Linked DNA regions of Homo sapiens: region 1 is linked to region 2. Evidence: chromatin contacts called from ENCODE Hi-C or POLR2A ChIA-PET data. All regions are on one chromosome and are shown on one strand. Each heading gives the region's core, a stretch centred on a gene start or an enhancer-like site at or near the end of the contact. The rest is flanking DNA. Distances are from core to core; before and after follow the strand shown.

The links. A loop is a pair of places that touch in the nucleus more often than their neighbours do. ChIA-PET counts read pairs that join two places held with the same protein, here RNA polymerase II (POLR2A).
Region 1: a map of gastrocnemius medialis shows a loop between it and region 2 (3-fold over the local background). The contact joins two enhancer-like sites. A Hi-C loop is called at or near these places in 1 of 168 maps with a recorded cell type or tissue (gastrocnemius medialis). POLR2A ChIA-PET finds 5 or more read pairs at or near these places in 1 of 52 experiments (Caco-2).

Annotation. Positions count from the first base shown.
Region 1 is chr1:214,579,371-214,583,662 of GRCh38, forward strand. No RefSeq gene overlaps it. Among named protein-coding and RNA genes, the nearest start is that of CENPF, 22 kb to the right of the region's middle. Within about 2 kb of position 2,646, at least 6 of the 41 ENCODE cell types and tissues checked have a DNase peak (open chromatin) inside an H3K27ac peak, as active enhancers do; they include gastrocnemius medialis, where a contact is called at or near this core.
Region 2 is chr1:213,994,950-213,999,262 of GRCh38, forward strand. It overlaps PROX1 (prospero homeobox 1), which reads left to right. Exons shown (of 5, transcript NM_001270616.2): 2 at 1,520-3,311. The coding sequence starts at 1,587. Among named protein-coding and RNA genes, the nearest start is that of PROX1, 9.1 kb to the left of the region's middle. Within about 2 kb of position 1,547, at least 8 of the 41 ENCODE cell types and tissues checked have a DNase peak (open chromatin) inside an H3K27ac peak, as active enhancers do; they include gastrocnemius medialis, where a contact is called at or near this core.

The DNA of each region.
Region 1 (4,292 bases), core at 1,396-3,895, 590 kb after region 2:
AAAGAAACCAGAGTCAGGACTCCCCTGGGGACAAAGAGGAAAGAAGTAAATTGTTGCAAGATATTTGTCTAGGGTTTTTCTGGTTTGAGAAGTAAGGACTGGAGTATTAGGAAGTCACAAAAGTTGCTGTCTGTTCATTTGGTGATACATTAAAGGTAAGGAGCACCTTCCCTGTAACTACAGCTCAGAGGATCAGTTCTTGTGACATTCCTTCTCCACATGCTGACCGGGCCTCTGTCTCAAAAAAAAAAATTTTTTTTCAAAAATATAAATCTCTCTTAAAAACATGTAACTCATGTACATTAAAGTTTTGAAATGTTTATGTTGATTACCTGAATTTAAAAATAATACAAACAGAATAATTGTTGGTACATATTCACGTACTCTGTGTGTGTGTGTGTGTGTGTGTGTTTTGAGATGGAGTCTCACTCTGTCACCCAGGCTGGAGTGCAGTGGTGTGAACTCGGCTCACTGAAACCTCCGCCTCCCGGGTTCAAGCGATTCTCCTGCCTCAGCCTCCTGAGTAGCTGGGATTATAGGCACATGCCACCATGCCCGGCTAATTTTTGTATTTTTAGTAGAGATGGGGTTTTATCATGTTGGCCAGGCTGGTCTCAAATTCCTGACCTAGGGTGATCTGCCTGCCTCGGACTCCCAAAGTGCTGGGATTACAGGTATAAGCCACTGCGCTCGGCCCATATTCATGTACTTTAAATAAAGTACTTTGAATAGCTGTGTTTTTTGCCAATACTCTCTTACTGAGATATTTCTACAGAGTGTATTTTTTTTTAATGTGGTCTTATCATTTTAATTTTCTTCATAAAATCGCCTACTTTTTTTTTTTGAGACAGAGTCTCACTCTGTCTTCCAGGCTGGAGTGCAGTGGCACAATCACGGCTCACTGCAGCCTTGACCTCCTGGGCTCCAGTGATCCTCCTGCCTCAGCCTCCCAAGTAGCTGGTACTACAGTTGCACACCACCACACACAACTAATTTTTATATTTTTTGTACAGTCAAAGTTTTGTCATGTTGCCCAGGCTGGTCTAGAACTCCTGGACTCAAGTGATCGGCTCACTTCGACCTCCCAAAGTGTTGAGATTATGGGCGTGAGCCATCACACCTGGCCTGTTATACTCTTTTTCAATTGACTCTACCATCTAGCTTACAATATTTTCAATTGAGAAATTACTCTTTCTTCAGGTGGTGAGGCTTATGGTAAGCTCAGAACAAATTCTGCTAAATGAAGGAAATTCTCAATATTATTCTTTTTATTTGAAATGTGTAAATATTTCAGCATAAGTATTTTCCCAGATATGATACCTCCTGTTTGCCTCCATTCAGAGTAGATGTCTTTAACTAATAGTTTTGTAAGACAAAACTTGTTAGTAAGTTGTCTCCATACTTTAAAATATTTTGTATATAGATGCTTCACAATTATTAGTTTTTGCAGTTTCATTCCATTCTGGCATAGAATACAAATTTATGAAATTGTTTTTACAAAAAGCTTCATCAAAAGATTATTCCAGAAATGTAGATATTCTAAGGCACAATTATAGAATTTCAAAATTAAACACTGTAAATGGATTAAGCTTTCCTTATTTATTCACTCAAGTCTTCCCTTGCTTTTATAGGATAAATTTTAATATCTCTTTGCTTCCAAGTTTTTGTTTTGTTTTTAGAGACAGGGTCTCACTATGTTGTCCAGGTTGGACTCGAACTTGTAGGCTCAAGAAATTCTTCTGCTTCTGCCTCTTGAACGCCTGGCACTACAGACACTCTCCCATGTCTGGCTTGGTTCCAAGTTTTGTTTTTAATAATAGCGTTTCTCTAAAAGTTTTCTAGAACATTTCTGCTTTATAGATTTCTTATTTATCAATAAACTAATTGACAATAAATATAATGTGTGCATCACCAGAATTTGTATTTATATGATCCTCACAAATTTTGTCACTGAATTTGCAATAGCAGACACAATAAAGTCAGATGAACTTTCAAAAGCTTTGAGTCACTGAATTTCATGAAAATATTGAACAATTATTGGAATTAATTAAATTTTAATTTGAAGCAGCTGGTGACACATAAAACAGAAATCATGAGCTGTTTGCAGAGTTCTGTTAATTAAACCAAATATATTAGCAGCTATTGCTTCATATTTCATGCCTGTCGAAGAAAAGCTTAAAATAACAGCTAAGGTTTGAAGTAAATTCTGGGGCCTCCTTAACATATTTATGTCTTCTAATTTTCATTACTATAGGCCCCAAGGAGGCTGATAAATGTTGGCAAATATTTTATGCACGTTATATTTCATCGTCAACTTTATTTAGAAATGAGAAATCTGCATTTGAAATTTCATTAAACATGCTTTTTTGCTTTGTTTTGTTTTTTGAGCTCTTTGTTGCTGAGAGAGTTCATCACAACATTTTTGAAAAGTGTTACCAAATGATAGGGTAAATAAATAGTTGTAGATTTACCCTATCTAGTATATGCCAAAACCATTTTAGCAGGATTGCTCACACTACTTTGTGTAAGCTTTATGGTAGGCATGCTTAGCCTCCACTTCCTGCATGTATTTCACATTCACCACGTTTCTAATTTCCCACATTTCACACTGACCCCACTGTCTGGCAGATTGGCAGCCTTGTGCCTTAATCATCTTGCAGGCCCCACCTGGGGCCAAGGCACAACTGACTCATACACCAGATGGGTGCCAGGGACAGCAGCAACAAGTATTTCTCCCACATCCTTTGGGATGAAAAGTTAGTTGTCCTAAGTCACCGTATGCAACCACACTTTGTTTTTTCAAGCCAGCATGAGATATGCCGCTATCCTTAAAATGGAGGAGTTAGTTACCTGTGCCTTAAGAAAGGTTTAAGAAAGGTGAAAGAAGTTATCACTGATAGCTCAGACTTAACCACTTGTTAAGTGTTGAACTCTGTTTATGGCACATGTATCTCACACACTACTAGGGAAGACTATGCTACAATATGGAAGTACAAAGTTGATGCAGGGCAGATGATCCCCAAATTGGGGTTCAGCCAGGATGGAATTCAAGGGCAAGCCAGCGGTAGGTATTGAAGTGGCGGAGTTACAGCTCCAGCAGTCCTGCAGCTCTGTGACTGCTCCTGCAGAGCAGGGCTGCTCCACAGGCAGTGTGCTGAGAGTAGTAGCTGAGGGCAGTTCTGAAGTCAAATTTATACCCACTTTAATTTACATGCAAACTAAGAGGCGATTAACGCAGAAATTCCTAGAAAAAGGGTGGTAACTTCTGGGTGTTGCCATGGCAATGGTAAACTGACATGGCACACTGGTGGGCATGTCTTATATGGAAAGGTGTTTCCACCCCATCCCTGTTTTAACTAGTCCTCAATTAGGTCAGGTGTCTGAGCCCTGCCTCCAGAGTCGAGTCCTACGTCCTATTTCAAAGTTATCCACTAAACCAGTCCTGGCTTATTTTAACGCAGCTAATAATAATAATCTTTTGTTAAAGCAACAACAGCAATAACTCTGGGACACATGTTAAACCAGAGAGGTGCCAGGAAAATAGAAGTCAACCAGGAAATATGTATATGTTATCTGTTGACCACACAGATGCCTGCTTCATTCATAAAATGGATTTCTGTAATCTACCCCAATACCTAGGTATGGCCTCAAATTAAACATTAAAAAAAAATTTTCCATGTTATTCTTAGGGGCACTGAAGCTGTATTCCTGATTTAGGGAATTCCTTCACTTTCATTCCAAGATGTGAAGACACGTGGTCATAGAGCTCAGGAGAATCATGCACCTTAGTCCATGGTTAATCTAACACCTGGGTCAAAACTATTATTGAAAATGAGATAGAGACAAATTGATCCTTAACTTAGTCACACGATGATAAAAACTTGCTCCTTGAGCAAACTTGTCTTGCAAGTCGCGAGGTTTATTTTGGCTGTAACATTGTCTTTTTGGAAACTTGGGCTCGTAAAAGCCACTTTTCTTGAGGATCAAGCTTCCAACCAAGAAAGGGAAAATGTAACATACATTGATTTTCACACTTTGGAAGAAATAAGCATTAGATAAGCATTTTTCCTAAGGAGCTACTGAGATTTTAAAAATATATAAATCATTTTAGTTCCTTCGTAAAAATGACTATTGCAAGAGTTATAAGAATGTGTTTTAAATTTCTGGGAAGTAATTGATTCCAGAATGATGATGTTTTCTCTTTTCAAAGTTTTTAAATTTGCTTTTCTTCCCTGATTAACTTGTGTTAATTTTTAGAAATACAGTTGACCCTTGAACAACATGGGTTTGAA
Region 2 (4,313 bases), core at 297-2,796:
CATTTTCTTGATTTTTACAGGTTATTTCATGCTGAAATTATGCCTATTTGCATGGATAGTCATTCTTTAAAGCTAGCCACAGATGCAGTCCTAGGGAGCACGTAGATGTTTTTACAGGTGAACCGAAAGAGATGGGAGCCGTTCCAGACACTCTGCATGCTGCCTTTGGCAATGGACCCTGTTATTGTGAAGATGTGCTCTGTTAAGCAAACGTGAAGTTTAATATTAGATAAACCCAACGTGAAAAAAATTTTCATTTTCTTCATAAAATGTTAATTATAAACAAAAAGATGTGACATCTTATATGTCTACAAAATTTGGGATTAGCATCACTAGTTAATAAGTTACACAATGTCAAGTGCCTTTTATGAAATTCAAAGAAGGATGTTCTCTTTTTATACTGTGTTTCCAAGAAACAATGGAAGTTCATATACAAAGAAATATTTCCCTTTCTCACACATTTGATGGACATTATTTTCTTTCTTCTTTATATATCTTCTTTCAGTTTTTTCTGTTTTTTTTTTTCCTTTAATTTGGCACAGGAAATAAGGTTCACAAATCCTGTATGTTAAAGAGTTTCTTTGGGCATTGGACATATTATTTTGGCAGATTTAAACAGAAGGAAACTAGTCCTGAAGATATATTTATCTTTATCTCGGTCAATAACTTATTATTCCTCATATTGATTTCTAAAATGTGGTAACATCCTTGTTTTGCAGTGAATCCAACTTTGTAATAATTTGTCATTAAAAGGACATTATGAAAATGTATAAATATTCTTATAGTTACATTAAGATATATCAACAGATATCATCTTCACCTATGATTTTACAAGTAAAAAATGCATAGCTAAGCTAAATAAGCAGACTTATAAAATGACTATTGTGCATTTATTTCAATGCTAAACTGACCATTTATGTTTGAAAGATGCTGCTGCTAAGGGTGTTCTCCTTCCCATTTTACATATGACAAAAATATTGTAAAATTCAAGAATAAAAGCTCTCTATTATATATTTGCATTTATTTTAGAGTCCTTTTCCTTTAATAGCGTTAAAACCACACTAATTGTAATGCAGAAATGCAATTTTTCATGTGAATTTCTCATAGTCTCAAAATTTAACCTTATTTCTTAAGTATAGAGCAGTTTCATCTTCCTTATAATATGAATCTCAATGCCCAAAATTTAATCAATTGGTTGTCAGAGGCTGTGTTCTTATAATCTACTGTTTCTTCTGAAGATAAACAGTATCATTTTAGGCATTTGTGAGAGAGAATCATATTACTGGTGCTTAAGCAGTTTTTGCTTAATTTTTTTTTAATCTTAATCCATCTTAAACCAGTGGAGCAGAAATATTTAAAAATGTTTCATTTCAAGCAGAGTGCATAATAAATTGCAATAATTGTAATGTGCCATAAATCCCAGAGCCTATGCATTTTGCATTTGATTCAGGATTGAGGTCAGGAAATTTGGAGAAATTTAAAGAAAATGATTCATCAGTCCTTTTGTTCTGTTGGCCAGGGTCCCGGGATTCTTGAGCTGTGCCCAGCTGACGAGCTTTTGAAGATGGCACAATAACCGTCCAGTGATGCCTGACCATGACAGCACAGCCCTCTTAAGCCGGCAAACCAAGAGGAGAAGAGTTGACATTGGAGTGAAAAGGACGGTAGGGACAGCATCTGCATTTTTTGCTAAGGCAAGAGCAACGTTTTTTAGTGCCATGAATCCCCAAGGTTCTGAGCAGGATGTTGAGTATTCAGTGGTGCAGCATGCAGATGGGGAAAAGTCAAATGTACTCCGCAAGCTGCTGAAGAGGGCGAACTCGTATGAAGATGCCATGATGCCTTTTCCAGGAGCAACCATAATTTCCCAGCTGTTGAAAAATAACATGAACAAAAATGGTGGCACGGAGCCCAGTTTCCAAGCCAGCGGTCTCTCTAGTACAGGCTCCGAAGTACATCAGGAGGATATATGCAGCAACTCTTCAAGAGACAGCCCCCCAGAGTGTCTTTCCCCTTTTGGCAGGCCTACTATGAGCCAGTTTGATATGGATCGCTTATGTGATGAGCACCTGAGAGCAAAGCGCGCCCGGGTTGAGAATATAATTCGGGGTATGAGCCATTCCCCCAGTGTGGCATTAAGGGGCAATGAAAATGAAAGAGAGATGGCCCCGCAGTCTGTGAGTCCCCGAGAAAGTTACAGAGAAAACAAACGCAAGCAAAAGCTTCCCCAGCAGCAGCAACAGAGTTTCCAGCAGCTGGTTTCAGCCCGAAAAGAACAGAAGCGAGAGGAGCGCCGACAGCTGAAACAGCAGCTGGAGGACATGCAGAAACAGCTGCGCCAGCTGCAGGAAAAGTTCTACCAAATCTATGACAGCACTGATTCGGAAAATGATGAAGATGGTAACCTGTCTGAAGACAGCATGCGCTCGGAGATCCTGGATGCCAGGGCCCAGGACTCTGTCGGAAGGTCAGATAATGAGATGTGCGAGCTAGACCCAGGACAGTTTATTGACCGAGCTCGAGCCCTGATCAGAGAGCAGGAAATGGCTGAAAACAAGCCGAAGCGAGAAGGCAACAACAAAGAAAGAGACCATGGGCCAAACTCCTTACAACCGGAAGGCAAACATTTGGCTGAGACCTTGAAACAGGAACTGAACACTGCCATGTCGCAAGTTGTGGACACTGTGGTCAAAGTCTTTTCGGCCAAGCCCTCCCGCCAGGTTCCTCAGGTCTTCCCACCTCTCCAGATCCCCCAGGCCAGATTTGCAGTCAATGGGGAAAACCACAATTTCCACACCGCCAACCAGCGCCTGCAGTGCTTTGGCGACGTCATCATTCCGAACCCCCTGGACACCTTTGGCAATGTGCAGATGGCCAGTTCCACTGACCAGACAGAAGCACTGCCCCTGGTTGTCCGCAAAAACTCCTCTGACCAGTCTGCCTCCGGCCCTGCCGCTGGCGGCCACCACCAGCCCCTGCACCAGTCGCCTCTCTCTGCCACCACGGGCTTCACCACGTCCACCTTCCGCCACCCCTTCCCCCTTCCCTTGATGGCCTATCCATTTCAGAGCCCATTAGGTGCTCCCTCCGGCTCCTTCTCTGGAAAAGACAGAGCCTCTCCTGAATCCTTAGACTTAACTAGGGATACCACGAGTCTGAGGACCAAGATGTCATCTCACCACCTGAGCCACCACCCTTGTTCACCAGCACACCCGCCCAGCACCGCCGAAGGGCTCTCCTTGTCGCTCATAAAGTCCGAGTGCGGCGATCTTCAAGATATGTCTGAAATATCACCTTATTCGGGAAGTGCAATATCCTTTTATTTTCCCCTCGAGGAAAAAACAAACCAAAAAAGGTTTCCCAAAAGGTTGGGTTTACACAATATCTAGAGTAATGTAGATTAGTATCTTCTTAAGAAGGCAACCTTTCCCATTATTCAAAGGAATAGGCTTTTATCAGCATGCGTGTGCCATTCCTGATTGCAGAAAAGCTTAAAACTAAGCCAACATCTTTGCAGCTTCCACAAGTTGTTCACTGCCTTGAGGAGCTCCTATTTAATATGTGCTTTCTCAGCAGTGTTTTTTTTCTGCTGTTCTTCCTGCATTATCTTCTTATCCCTATCTCTTAAAAAAAATAAAGAAGTAGATTTAGAGATGAGAAAACAGTCTCATTGTAAATACTGATTGAATTCTCTCAGATATTTTTTAAAGATGGTAAGTTTAATAGAATAAGGAGAAAAGTCAGTTTTCAGATCCCTAAGATCCCATAAGAAGAATTCTCAGTGTAAACCATCTGCAAGGCTTCTGGTCCGTTTAAAGACAGCCCGATGAAATCTTAGGAAGAGCGCTTTACAAGTGGGAGGTTGAGGAGGAAGAAAAATGGATGTGGGTGGGGAGTTAGTCTCTCTTTCATCTTTAAGTGAGACTTTTTTTTTTAAGGAAATATACAGGTACTGATTTATTCAGACAGCATCGGTCTCTCTCCCGTTCACCCAAGGTCTGTTCTTTGGGTCTGGTGCAGCTGCCTCTATGCATGATTAACCTCTGTTCAGCCATACACAGAAATCTTTTGTCCCAACATACACAAAGCAAATTATTTTGGAAAGCGAGAGAGCACAATTAAATATAAAACTCAGCTGTATTCGACTTAAAAATGGCTCTTTTTATGATTCTTTTAAATTCTGAAACTGACGTTTATGTAGAGATAACAGTTATATTTTTTTATTAGGCCTATCCCGAACTCCAGCTATTTTTAACTGAAGATTTTTTTTTCTCTCTGTATATCGGTTCTTTCTGTAAATTTTTTAAAAATCT